2 separate regions of the Homo sapiens genome follow, and region 2 is linked to region 1. A link is a contact called in ENCODE Hi-C or POLR2A ChIA-PET data. All regions are on one chromosome and are shown on one strand. Each heading gives the region's core, a stretch centred on a gene start or an enhancer-like site at or near the end of the contact. The rest is flanking DNA. Distances are from core to core; before and after follow the strand shown. Region 1 has its middle 100 kb from the start of LIPC. Region 2 holds the start of LIPC (lipase C, hepatic type).

What was found. A loop is a pair of places that touch in the nucleus more often than their neighbours do. ChIA-PET counts read pairs that join two places held with the same protein, here RNA polymerase II (POLR2A). Pooled maps may share reads with other maps.
Region 2: a map of Caco-2 shows a loop between it and region 1 (2.6-fold over the local background). The contact joins the promoter of LIPC here to the enhancer-like site in region 1. A Hi-C loop is called at or near these places in 15 of 168 maps with a recorded cell type or tissue (Caco-2, Calu3, HepG2 and 8 more), 2 of 37 single-sample maps with no recorded cell type and 18 of 50 pooled maps. POLR2A ChIA-PET finds 5 or more read pairs at or near these places in 8 of 52 experiments (A549, AG04449, BJ and 5 more).

The regions. Positions count from the first base shown.
Region 1 is chr15:58,328,663-58,335,462 of GRCh38, reverse strand. No RefSeq gene overlaps it. Among named protein-coding and RNA genes, the nearest start is that of LIPC, 100 kb to the left of the region's middle. RefSeq lists enhancers at 2,939-3,233, 2,390-3,589. Within about 2 kb of position 3,187, at least 36 of the 41 ENCODE cell types and tissues checked have a DNase peak (open chromatin) inside an H3K27ac peak, as active enhancers do; they include PC-9, heart left ventricle, heart right ventricle and 1 more, where a contact is called at or near this core.
Region 2 is chr15:58,427,934-58,435,323 of GRCh38, reverse strand. It overlaps LIPC (lipase C, hepatic type), which reads right to left and starts at 3,333. Exons shown (of 9, transcript NM_000236.3): 1 at 3,204-3,333. The coding sequence starts at 3,291. LIPC-AS1 (LIPC antisense RNA 1) reads left to right here. Exons shown (of 3, transcript NR_120338.1): 3 at 1-423. RefSeq lists a silencer at 5,020-5,314 and an enhancer at 5,020-5,314.

The DNA of each region.
Region 1 (6,800 bases), core at 1,938-4,437:
AGCTGAGGTGTTTGCTTTATATAAGGACCTGTGAAAGCAGATTGGCAACTGCTAAAATAAAAACCAGAACCCAGGCCAAGACCTCACCCCAGTTCACACCAGCAAAATCTCAGAAATTCCCTTTATGTTTTTGCTAAAATCAACAATTAATGAAGCCAAAAGTCTGACACTGATAACTGAAAATAAGCATTTTTTTTTTCTTTTTCTTTTGGGATTTCAAGTACAGAAAGACAAAGATAAAATGAACTAATAATCTAGCCCTTTCATAAAAACAAAACCACTTAGATTAGCAATTATGCCAATTTGGGTCCTCTGAGAAGCAGATGCCAAGACAAGGTTGATTTTGCTAGAGACGTGTTGGGAGAAAAGACTGTGAAGGATAAGGGGGTAGAAACAGGAGATGGCAGACAGCCTTCAGACCATGTGTGCTGACCTGCCACCTGTGAAAGGAGAGAGGGAAGGAAGAACTGGGCAGAGCTCCTCGGACTGCAGCACATTCCTCAGAGAATCCTGGCCAGGTCCACAGGAGTCCCTGAATGCAAAGGCTGCTTGTTGCAGGCAGCCTATGTCCAGCAGGAAGGGGCTAGCACTTGTTCCCACCACAAGCAGCCCAGGGGAGGTGTGGCCTTGATACCAATAGGGAGGCAGGCCCCAAGGATGCTAACTGGGGCTGGCAGTCAACTCTGCTCCCTTTGGCATTTCCTCTTGGAAGAGAGCTAAATGGTGCACTGCCACACCATCAGAGAAATATTGATCTCCAATATTGGATATTGTTTCAGATTTGAGGTTAAATTTACAAGCCCATATGTCCTTGTGTTTTTCTCCACACTATGTGATTTGGTGAAGAAACTGGGTACTTATGTAAACCAATGTACTGACCAGAGTCACAACACCAGATTCTATTAGTCTTGGCTCTGCCACTCTCTAGACACTTCACTTACTTCAGCCTCAGTTTGTTATGGATAATGATATCCACCTTGTGAGGTTGTTGTGATCATTAAAAAGGATAACATGTGAGACAGTGTTTCACAAAGGTAAGATTGTTTGACCACTTTGTTCATATCCTGATGGTCCCACCTGATTTCTGGAATGCTAAAGAATTTCAAAGGCAGGTAATGCCATGTTGAATTTTCTCAGCTATCAGAAAAATTTGGCTTGAAAATCATATCTACCTATGAAAAGTCGTCTGAAACTCATTCTAGTTGATCCCGTTCGCACAACATTCAGGGCTTTCTTGCAGTTATTTCCTCTTACAGCACTTCCTGCAGACATTTCCAAGGAGGAATCCTTCACTCCACTCCAGTCTCTGCTCAATCGATGTCTCCTCCTAGGCCTGCCTTCGCCAATAGCAGCTCCATCACCTTTTGCCCTCTCCTTGCTTTGTTTTCCTTCATAGTACATATAAGTTCTCGATATTATAATGTTTAACTATTAGTTGATGGTAGTCTTCCTTATTAAAACATAAGCTTCATGAGGGTAGGGCTTCCTCTGTTTCATTCACTGTTATATCCTTTAGAATGCTACCTGGTGTCGGGTAAGGAATTGACTTTTTTTAACTGAATGAAATTCACATGTGGTTTCCAAAAGGAATGAAATGGCAAATGAGGAATTTTTCATGAATATCCTGGTCTACCTTAATGGTAAGTGGGAGAGGAAGAAAGACGCTAATTATAGAATACCTCAGATGGGTTCAGCCTCTTCCTCAGTCAGACCTTTCACCGGAATTGCTGGCAAGAAGCAAATGGACAGGTTTGGCACTCATCATTCTTCCTTACTCAATTTCTCTAGGGGAGGTGGGCAAGGGTTTTGTAAAGACTCATGGTAATCATGTGGTAACACAAAACTGAGTAAGAGCCCTGTCTAGCCCACCAGTGGGACACTCAGCCTTTGAGGGTCAAGAATGGTTTTGTCTGTTTTAGCTTGTCCTGTAAGTCATGAGCAAAGACACAAGTTGTGGTGCAAAGAAGAGAAAATACTTGCTTTATTTTGACCTAAAGGGCAAAACTGGCATCACAGAATGGCTGACGCCTACTGCTTAGGTCTATCCTGCAAAAAAGGGGCTATCACTGAGGGAGGAAGAGTTGTTCATCCTTCTCAGCATTCAAGCTGAGGGTAGTGTCAATCTAGAAATGTTGTAGAGGTGGTTACTGGCTGAGTGTAGGGGGTTCAGACTAGGGGAACTTTGTAGTCCTTTCTCATTTACTGATTCTATGAATTTGAGTCATCTCTGAGCTAACAAATTGTTTACTTAGAAAGTCAACAGAGAGAAAAAGGGACATGGGATCATCAAGCACCCAGATGGAATGCAATAAACTCTCATACTGGTTTATTTAAGACAACTTCCTCTTGTCTTAGCCAAGAAATAATCTGTGGATCATCCTCAGTTTGTAACTGCCTTCAGAGTGATCTATGTTTTCTGGGAGAGAGAAAGCTTAACCCCAATCCCCCAGGACTGCAGGGATCCCTGCAGGTAGAGGGGGGACAGTCTGCCAAACACAGAACCCCTCTGAGAGAAGAACAAAGGGCAGAGCTGAAATTCCAGCAGTCATCTCTCCTTAAAGGTTGCCCTTGTTGCCTCCATTCATGGAGGAGAGAGTTGGCCCCATTCACTCAGCAGCACAAGTCTGATTCTCCTGATAGTGTGGTGAGTAGACAGTGCAGAGGGCCTGGGAGACAGAAGACCCAGGTTCTATTCCCAGTTCCACCTCTAATTCACTTTATGACCTTGGTCATGTTGCTTGACCTCTCTGGGCCTCAAATTCTTTTCCAGAAAATGAGAAGATTGATTTAAATGATCTCTAAGGCTCCTTTGTGTGTATGTGAAAATATGACTGGGGGATTCAGGGAAGGCTGGGTACTTGTTCCCTTTTAGAGCTGTCTCTGAAACGCAGCTTAGCATTTGGCACTGGGGGTGGGAAACAAAACAGAGAATCAGCCTTGAGATGTGACAGACCTGTGGGCTGCCTGTCCTGTCTCCTTCACAGGGCTCTGGGGCGTCTCACATTTCCTAGAGTGTAGCTGCCTCATGGAAGAGGGCAGAAGGCCTGGTGACAAAGCAGCAGATCTTGTCAGCTGACTCCCCTGCCTTCCATCCCCCCACTGACCTCGGAGTGGTGAGTCACGCTTCGTCACCCAGGGTTACTGGCAGCAGGCCCCACACAACTTCTTCAGCTTGTCAACACCCAGGATAGAATAAATCATCAGAGACCCATTTTTAGCCAAGAGTGAAAAATGAAGTCACCAGGAAAAGCAATAGAAGATGCCAATTAGGAATGCAAATAGGAAGCGAGGGTTTGTTGAAGGACAGGGTTATCTTCGCAGGGAGCCAATCCCCGGAAGGCTGCAGGCTTCTGGATTTGCAGTCTGAGTTTGCAGCATCTGGTGAGGAGGGCTCTGGGAAGAGGCCCACAGCTGGGTGGGAGTGACCACAACACTTCCTGCCCTCTTCCACTTTCAAAACCACATCAGCCAGGCTGAGGGATCTTAGCTTCTTCTTGCTCCAGGAAGTGGGTCTTAGAATTATCACATCACAGGGAATTAGGAGGGAGATGCTGAATTCTCTAATCTAGTGACTTTCCTGTCTTTTGTTCTGTTTTATTTTAGGAGCAGGACAAACAGGGAGGGGAGGGTTTGCAGCCTGCAGGCTGAGCCTCCCTCTCTTTTTCTTCCCTACTCTGGGCTAGACTAATTTGTCTCAAAGGCTCTTCCGCTTTTACCATTCTGTAGTTCATTGTCAGATTTCAAAATAACACATTCCAGCAGTGTTGAGCATGTGGGCAAATTCTGATGAAATAATACCATTTCAGTAAAAAGAAAAAAACCCGGTTCTGTCACTTTTATTAGCTATGGGATCATAGTTAAACCTCAATTTCCTTATCTGTAAAATGAAGAAAATAAAAGTACCTATCTCAGAAGGTCTTTGGGAAGATTGAATTAAGATAATAAAGGTCAACTCTTGCTCAACACAGTCCTATCCATAAACATAGGCAATAGTGTTGCTGAATAGAAAATAAAAGCTGGTGGGACCCACGGTCTCCTAGGGAGACAGTAGGAGCCGGGTGCTGCTCCAAAGTCTGGGGGCCCATTCTATGCTCTGTGGGTCTCCTGAAGGGACTCAGTGAATTCTCGGAGGAGACACCTTGCAACACGTTCCTGTGCAAATCCTGCAGGAAATCTAGGGGTTTCTCCCTGGACTTGGTTGGCTTTAACCCCTTCTCCTGGCCTCGTGTATGCCCCACTTCAGGAGGGAGGACAGCTTCAGTAAATGCACTAGGATCCAGAGAGGTAAGTAGCAACTTGTTTATGCAGCCATTCATTTATTCACTCATTCATCCAGCAAAGACTCTGTACCCATCTATACGTGGCAGTGCAGCCAAGGCTGGGAGGATTCAGAGATGACTGAGCCTGGGTCTTTCTCTTAGCAGCTGTGGGGAGGGGCCAGCTTCCTCGGGGCTCAGCTTTTTTCTCAACTCCCACCTTGTCTCCTCCCTCTCCTGCCCATTAGTCTTGGGCTCTGGTGATTTTAACTTGAAAATGACCCTTATATTCATGGGCCTCTTCCTCCTAGGCTGCTACTTGAAACCCCAGAAGTGGGTGAGATTGCCAAAGGACAGAATATCCGGAAAAGAGAATTTACATCAGTGTGAAATCTTGGGAAATGTGTACATATGAAAGAAGGATGTAGAAAAAAAAAAAAAGGCTTTGGAGGGGGCAGGCACTGGTGGATGTCCAGGTGTTACACAGGGGGTGGGGGAGCCCAGCTAAGGCTGCTGGATGATGAGTAGCCTGGGGAGCAGCACACAGGAGCAGGTAGGTTTGTGCTTTTAAGAAAAGCGGACTGTCTAAGCAGGTAGTCAGCCTCAGGCTGCAGATAGGACAGTGGACAGGGTTCGGTGGCCAGAAATTCTCGGGGCTGGATGATTCTCAGAAGTCCAAAGCTGGGGAGCAGCATCAGATTTCAGGCTTCTGCCTCTGGCCAGACCCCAGTCCCGGCAATGAGGCGGAGTTCTGCCAAGAACAAGGCAGTTTCTAGTTCTAAAGTGGTGGAACAGGATAAGGATTCAATTTCCCACACTGGGCATTCGGTTAGGGCCAGCCCAGCAGGGAGGGGGTTGGCCTGCAGGCACAGATCTGGTGGCCTCAGCTGGGGGAGAACAGGTCTGGCAGGGGTTGGGAACTAGGCTGGGCTGATGTTCCCAGAGAAAGGTAAACACAAGGAAGTACGTCTGAGGTAGAATTGATTAACTGGGTTGTTGGGCTAGATTGATTGGAAGATTGTGACCTTTGCCTTTGATATCATCGTGGGCCAACCACAGGGAGTATCTTCTCCTCATTCAGACACAAGTGCATAGACTATAGGCCCATCAAACAATATTTTACAATTGACAGATGTCTATGTCTGTGATTCATCTGGTCCTCATCCCAACCTTGTGCACGAGGAAGGGGACGTCACATTTTCTCCATTTTGCAGATTAAGAAACTGGGTCACAGTCAGAGAGGGGAACTTGCCTGAGAAGGCAGCTGTAGGCCAGGAGCCAGGATGGGCATTCAGGGCCAGGCTCAGGCTACAGTTCCCTGGGGCCTCTCCGGTCTTTTTTTTTATTTTGGCAAAAGGAGGATAGTGGTTGAAGGTAGACTTCAGGTCCTGCCCCTTCCCGACTTGCGTGATCTGGGGCAAGTTGCTTACCCTCTCAAAGCTTCCATTTCCTCATTTTTAAAGCTAATTAATTAATTAGTTAATTAAACACATAAAATTGACATGTAATAATTGTACATATTTATTGGGGACACAGGAGTATTTTGTACATATATACAATGTATACTGATCAAATCAGAGTAATTAGCATATCCATCACCTCAAAGATTATCATTTTTTTGTGTTAGGAACATTCAAAATTCTTTCTTCTAGCTATCTGAAAATACACCATAGATTTTTATTAACTACAGTCACCCTACAGTGCTGTAGAACACCAGAACTTACCCTTCTAACTATCTGTAATTTTGTGTCCATTAACCAAACTTTCCCTATTTTCCCCTTCCTCCTACTCTTCCTACCCTCAGAGAACCACAGTTCTACTTTCTACTTCTATGAGCTCAATGTTTTTAGCTCCCACGTATGAGTGAGAACACATAATATTTATCCTTCTGTGCCTGACATTTTTTCCCTAACATAATGTCCTCCCAGCTCATCCATGTTCCTGTGAATGACGAGATTTCATCCTTCTTTATGGCTGAATAATATCCCATTGTGTGTGTGTGTGTGTGTGTGTGTGTGTGTGTGTGTGTGTGTGTGTGTGTGTATCTCACGTTTTACTTACCTATTTATCTGTTGATGAACACAGTTGATTCCATATATTGGCCACTGTGAATAGTGCTGCAAATAAACAAGAAGGTGCAGATATCTCTTTGATATACAGATTTTCTTTCCTTTGGGTAAAAATCCAGTAGTAGGATTGCTGAATCATACAGTATTTCTATTTTTTAGTTTTTTGAGGCACTTTTGTACTGTTTTCCATAATTGTTGTACTAATTTACATTCTCACCAATAGTGTACAAGACTTCCCTTTTCTCTGCAATCTCACTGACATTTGTTATTTTTTGTCTTTTTCATAGTAGCCATTCTAACTGGGGTGAGATGATATCTCATTGTGGTTTTGATTTGTATTTCTCTGATAATTCGTGATACTAAGCATTTTGTCATATACTTTTTAATTATTTCTATGTCTTCTTTTGATAAATGTGTATTCAGATCCTTAGATGACAGGATCTCCTATATAGAAAAACCTAAGTACTCCACCAAA
Region 2 (7,390 bases), core at 2,084-4,583, 100 kb before region 1:
TCTTCCTACATTTCAAACAAAGCAATACATCACAACAGACTGAGTACAGAAACAGGTAAGATAATCCAGCTGTCTTGGGAAGCCAGATATTAGAGAGATTTGCAACATTTCTTTGTAAAACAATGTCACTCTTCTCCATTTAAAACTTATTTGGAAAATACAAGTTATTTTTCATAAAATTACATTATATGTGTTAATATGCAAGGGTTTATTATCATTTTAAAAAGTGTTAGCAGATTTTAAAGATTTCTCAGTTTTAATTTCTAATGAAGGAAATATTGATATCTCACATAATAAACACTGTTTGGGGTCCTCAGTGATTTTTAAGAGAGGAAACGTGTGAACAGAGTGTGTGAGTTGTACTCAGGCACTGCGTTACGTATGGCAGGTGCTCATGTATGCTTGTGACACTCATGAGGGACTGACTGAATAGGTAGCTTTCAGCTGCTCCTAGGATTTGCAAGCTGAGGCTGGGGTGGAGGGGAGGGAGAAGGTGCCTGTTGATAGTGGGCCCAGTACCGGGAAGGTGGGACTTGCCAGGGTCTAGGAGCAGCGTTGGCTCTCATGGCAACACCGACTGGGGAACCTGGGTCTCAGGCATTGGGGCTGGGCATAAGTGTGATGTGCCATGTGGGCTTCAAGCAGCTCACGCTATCCAGTCCCCCTTAGTGCTGAAGGGCAGGAACAACTGTCTAAATCTCCCTCTCTGTGAGAGGAACTGAGCAGAATGTTTTTCTAGAAACCTCTGGCTGTCAAATCACTGGGTGTGGGCTCGACACAGAGCACTGCGGCCTCAGTAGACAGATTGAGGCTGCAGGTACCTCTCCCTGCTCTGCCCTGACCAGCTATGCGACCGCCGGCAAGGCACTTAACTGCCAGCTTACTCAACCATATGGTGAGGATGAGATAAAATGTCCGTGGAGTGCCTGGCACATGCTGGGTGTGCAGCACATTAGTGACTCCATTAGTAAGATGTCATTAATAATAAATACTCAAAAGAAGTAGGCTGGGAGGAGGGGCTAAAGAGGAAGGGTCCTTGAGGGAGTACTTCCTGGTGCTCGATGAGTGACAGTTGAAGCTTGGCATAGATCATGGTTTCTCAGCCTCTGCACTAATAATGTTTTGGGCCAGACAATTCATTGTTGTGAGGGCTGTCCTGTGCATTGTAGGATGTGAAGCAGCTTCCCTGGCCTCTACCCACTAGATGCTGGAAGGGAAGCACTCTCTCCCTGGTCTTAACAACCAAAAACCAAAAATGTCTCCAGACATTGCCAAGTGTCCCCTGGAGGGCAAAATTGCCCCTGTTGAGAACCATTGGTGTAGAAACTTTCCTGACAAGGGCTCCACCACAGGACACCGGCTTCCCTGCGGTTTCCCCAGAAAGACATCATACCAGCCACATGCACACAGATTGGGCTCACTCATTGCAGAAAGAATTCTGCCAAGAGATTCTGCTTCCAAGAGAACAAGAGGCCTCCTGACTTGGATCCTCTTTTCTGAGGAACCCTCTTGCTAATAGTGGCCACTTCTCTCAGCATTTGCACAAACTAGGCCCCGGGGAAAGAAGCAGGCTGATCAGGACAATGAGATTGCTCAAGGAAAATCTGGACAATACCCAGAAGCCTGGGGGAGGCCATCCCTCCCTTCAACCTCTATCTCAGCACTGACAGCTTCCAATTCCCATGGCTCCATTGCAAAAACAGTCCTGGCCAATCCACAGTAGAATGGATAAAGGAAGTGTGGCATGGTCCCGCAGTGGAATGCTACAGCAGTGAGAATGAATGAGCCTCAACTCCACGAAACTGCATGGTTGACTTTCACAAACATAATGTCGAACGAAAGAAGCCAGACGCAAAAGAGCAACTGATGTGTTTCTATTAATGAAAAATCTCCCCAAAGGAAAAAATCATATATGTTAAGGCTCAAGGGGCACACAAGGAAGGCTTTGGGGTACTGGTTCAGTTTGTGAGAACTCATTGAGGATTTATGATAGAGGCCCTTTTCTAGAAGTGTGTTATAAACTTCATTAAAAAGTAAACAAACAAATACAACATTCCGGGGCAAAGGGCAGGAAAGGCCCTTTAGCAAAATCACTATGAACCAAGGGAATAAAGATTACCAGCAATTTTACCTGTATGGCTCTAAATTATTATGTAAGGGTCATTTTTGGATGTGGCTTTATAAATGAGATGATGTGTCAAAAATAATTAGTATAGTGCTTGGCACAGAAAATACTTAGTGAATGGCAATAATTAATACTGCTACTCAGTTATTAACTGGCCTATGAAGTAAAATAGTCAAATACAAAGGAACAGCCTTTTTCTTAAAGGGGAAAAAAGCTTCTGAAATTTTTAGGTACATCCCGTTAGGGAATTTCTAATTCTCAAAGTTGTCGGAGCTCTCTCCAAGGCTAGTCTTAGAGAAAAGAAAAATCTCAGACTCTACCTTAGCGTTACTAGCTCCTGACCAGTAACCAGTACCAAAACAAATTCCCAAACACCTGTCTAGTCTGGCCAAATTGTTCAATTAACTGATCCGTCATTTATTGGTCCACTGCTTAGCCTGGAAGCTGGGCTCCACTCTACTACCTTCCTGATAAGGCATTTGATCTGTCTTTCGCCATCAATCTAGTTTGTGAATTTACAAACAAAACAGGCAGGACGGCTGTTGGATTCTTCAGCCTCAGACTAAAATTTTGGCAGCAAAACAAAGTCTAGAAATTGTGCAATGATATCTCTACTTTAGACCTGACTGGAAATAGAACTCTCATAAATTCCCCTCTCTTCTGAGAGAGGCAGGCAATTAGACAACCCCAACCCGACAGAGCATTTCATTGCAAGCCTGGCTCCCCGGTTGCAAATTAGATGCCACATTAACTCTCAGGAAGATCTGAATCGCTTTCATATCATTTGCCGCTGAATAACTTTTAGCATGACTGTTTCCATATCAGATACGCAAGAGACTTCACTGCTAGCTGCAGGCACTCTTAGAAGACTTTTAATCCGAGGATGATTTTCTAAAATTTCATTTCTGTTTACAAACGGCTACGTGTCCCTGTGAACCTGTGAGGTCGTGTATAGAACCACCTGGCACGCTCTGAAGCAAGCTCTGTCCCATACAGTCAGAAACCCCTGGATTCTTTGTGACACACGTTTTAAAAAGAAAAGTTCATGCCCATCTCTGGAGAAAAGTCAGGCTCTTACCTGGTTTCAGGCTTTGTCCAAGGGCACTTGATTGGATAAAGATGCATAAAACCAACAGAATGGAGAAACACAGGGGACTTGTGTCCATTTCTCCGTTTCACCCGGGGTCCAGGCTTTCTTGGTAATTTCTGAAGCCAAAGAGACCACAATGCCTATTAGATACTTTGTTAGGGAAGACTGCCCATTAATAATTAACCTCTCAACATGTTATCCACTGTTCAGACCCTTTCTTTACTGCCCCCAACTGCAAATCTAATTATATCTATTTTAAAAAGGTCGATTTACAGAAGTGCTTCTTATCCTGACACATTTTGAGAATAAAATACCTTGTTATGTATTCTTACCTTTTGGGGCCAAGGTCAGAGTTCCAAATTAATCAACTTAAAGCTACTGTGTTGTGTTTGGAAATTCTGCCAAAGGTCGGGGTAGGTGGCTTCCACGTGGCTGCCTAAGCCTCCCTGTGACAGCGCTGCAAGGGGGATGCTGGCTCAGGAAAGTGGTGTTTCAAATTGCAGCCTAAGCCCAAAGAAAAAGAAAAGGGCCCTGCCACGCAGAGAGCCCCCAGAGGGTCCAAATTTCTGTTGGGTTCAGTGAAATTGGTGATGCTTGTGGTCAAAGTGTGGTGCAGAAAACCCTTCACCCCCGTGTCAAAAGGAGCTGACGAAGAAGCAAAGATGCCCTTGCCAAGTGACCCATTGAGAGGTGATCCTAGAGTAAACACACTTCTTCCCCCTCTGTGTTCATTAATGTTCCAGCTGTGTAGAGGACTGAAAAGTAAGGCCACTCAGCAAAATCAGGTAGGGAAAAGGCGACCATAGATGGCTTTTGTGATATTTTTGGACCTCTAGTTTTACTTTAACTTTCTTCATTTGTTCAACATTTATATATTTTGGTATGCCTACTAGGTGCCAAGCACTGTTGCAGGCACGTGGGGTATACAAGTCCTTATGTATCAGTGGAGGTTCTTACCTTCTGGAGTTGGATAACGGACAGTAGACATAATAAAGAAGAGATTTCTGGCCAGGAGCGGTGGCTCACTCCTGTAATCACAGCACTTTGGGAGGCGAGGAGGGCGGATCACGAGGTCAGGAGTTCGAGACCAGCCTGACCAACATGGTGAAACCCCATCTGTACTAAAAATACAAAAGTTAGCTGGGCGTGGAGGTGAGTGCCTGTAATCCCAGCTACTCAGGAAGCTGAGGCAGGAGAATCGCTTGAACCTGGGAGGCGGAGGTTGCAGTGAACTGAGATCGCGCCATTGTACTCCAGCCTGGGCGACACAGAGAGACTCCGTCTCAAAAAAAAAAAAAAAAAAATTAGGTAGACTGGTAGAATGTAATGGGAACCACTACAAGAAAAGCAGGGGGTTGGGGAGAAGGTAGGGATTTTAAGCAGAGTGGTTAGAGTGAATTGCATTGGGAAGTTAAACTTTCAGCAAAGGTTTGAAGGAAGTGAAGGAGTTGCCCCTGTGGACGTCTTGGGGAGGAGAGCTTCGGGCAGTCTGTGCAAAGGCCCTGAGGTAGGAGTATGCCTGGTGTGCTCCAGGAATAGCAAGGAGGCCAATGAATGGGGAGACATTGTAAGGACTTTGACTTTTATGCATTGACACATGGGGGGCGACTCTGAGCAGAAGGGTGATATGATTTGTATTATAGTTTTAAAATATCACTCTGGTTTGCAAGTGAGCCAGGGTGCAGTGGGGAGATCTGTTAGAAGGCTATTACAGTGGCCCAGTGAGAGGTGATGGTGGCGTGGCCCAGCATGGTAAAGGGCAACTGCGGAGTGGTGGATGGGTGGTGGATATATTTTGAAGGTAGAGCCCACAGGATTTTCTGACTGCTGAGTTGTGAGATGTGGGAGAAAGAGAGGAGTTAAGGATGACTTCCAGGTTTTTTGGCTTGAACAAGCAGATTAATGGGGTTGCTGTCAGCTGAGAAGGGGAAGCTGTGAGTGAAGCAGGTCTGTTGGGGGAAGATTAGAGATTCAGCCTTGGCCACGTGGGGCTTTGAGATGGCTCTTAGACATCCAAGTGGAAACGTTAAGCGGGCAAAATTAGATAACATGGTAATTATTGCCTGGACGAGCCTCATTCAAAGGGCCTTCTGAAGCCACCACCAGACTTGGACGATCTTGACCCAGTCTAAAGCTGTGTTCTGTCCTATGACTGTACCTTCCTCCCAAGCCCCGAAGCTTGCGGACCATCCCGTCAGATATACAATTTCTTTTTCTTTTTCTTTTTTTTTTTTGAGATGGAATCTTGCTCTGTCGCCCAGGCTGGAGTGCAGTGGCGCGATCTCGGTTCACTGCAACTTCCACCTCCCAGGTTCAAGCGATTCTAGTGCTTCAGCCTTCAGAGTAGGTGGGACTACAGGTGCCCACCACCATGCCTGGCTAATTTTTGTATTTTTAGTAGAGACGGGGTTTTACCATGTTGGTCAGGCTGGTCTCTAACTCCTGACCTTGTGATCCACCCACCTCGGCCTCCCAAAGTGCTGGGATTACAGGCGTGAGTCACCGTGCCCATCAGATATACAATTTCTGAGCAAGGACTTCTGCCTTGGATACTTGGCTGGCTCCTGCACAGTTAAGCAGAATCTGAAAGTTCCACTTTTTTTCCTATAAAGCTGGCACGTAAGACCAGCTGGCTACCCATCTCGGGCTCCTCTCCCCTGTGCCCACCCTCATCTCCTCTCCTCTGGGTACTGCCAGTAACCACCGCCACTCCCCATTTTATTCGGGACACAAACTCATCAAAAGACACCAGTGAATCCAAGTGCCTCTGAAATACCAACCGTGTGCCCCCACCCGCCCCCCAAATTTCTGCAGAGTACACTTTCTTACCACTTTCTACGTGGTAAGAACACTTTCAACATGGGAAGAAGCCTTCAAGATTGTTTCTAGCTCTTGTAGTTCCTTTACTTGCACCACCCCAAATTCCTCTAACATCATCTCATGCCAACTCAAATTCTATAAGGCTCTCCTGGAAAATGACAAGGAGGAGTGGGTACCTGTCCCCTTTCAGGGTGTTGTCTGCTTTCACCTCTACCTAAGCTCTTCCAGCCTGCCCCATCACCGGGTCTGACCTTCCAGTGGTGGTTTTAATGCACAAGCTCTGTTGTGTTTTCTTGAAGCTGACCAGGGAGGCTACTGGCAGGGAAGAGGGGAGGACTTCACAGAGTATGAGATTTCCTGAACTGGGGGGGTCCTAGGCCTATCTACTTGCTGTATATAATATTATATAACCTTAATGAGTTCAATCTCCTCACCTATAAAATGGGGACAACATGTATCTGAGATAATATTTTGAGATATCAACTTATTTTTCTCCCAAACTGTCTCCCTTCCACTTAAGAGGGGCAAAGTAGAGAGAAGGCTACAAATCTTTTGTCTTCCAAAAATATAGGACCTTAGGGCAAGTGAATTTTATTTTATTTTATATTATTTTATTTTATTTATTTTAGAGACAGGGTCTTCCTATGTTGCCCAGGCTGGCCATAAACTCCTGGGCTCAAGTGATCCTCCTGCCTTGGCCTCCCAAAGTGTGGGCAGGTGAATTCTAGCCAACAAAGAAAAGCAAAAGACTAACATTTCTTGAGGGGATGTGAAGGGAGAAGGAACCCCTCACCTTGCCATCACTAGAAAGACATTCTCTTGGGCTTTGCAGGTGGTGTGGAAGGGGGAGGTTTGTCTATGGGTCTGAGAGCAGAGGGGACAGTACCTTGCTTCCCAGAAATCCTGCTGGAAGAGAAGAACCCAGGGAGGAAATGGCTGTGTTGGCACATGGGCAAAAGATATACCTGGCTTGATGTAGGGTGGGAGAGCAGTGAGTCTCTGGGGCCAGCAGGTCATGTTGATGGGAGGATGGGCCCCTCAGTGGCCACCAATGTGGACTGATGACAGAGGACTAGGTCACACTCCCCTGACCCCATGCCTGGCTATTGTATTTGTCCAGAACTATGGCATAACTACTGGGGTTGGGGGTGGGGTGGGGAGAAGAAATCCAGAAGGCCTGAAAATAGGGGTTAAGAGTCAGGAATTTAGATGGGTTACAGAGAATAGAGAAATTTATTGCACATCAGAATCTCTGGACTGAAATTAATACCTCTAGGAAAAGAGGTATGCCATGAATATTAGAGATTTGTGTGTAAGGTGTCAAGCCAAGTGCCTGGTTCATAGTAGAGGGTCAA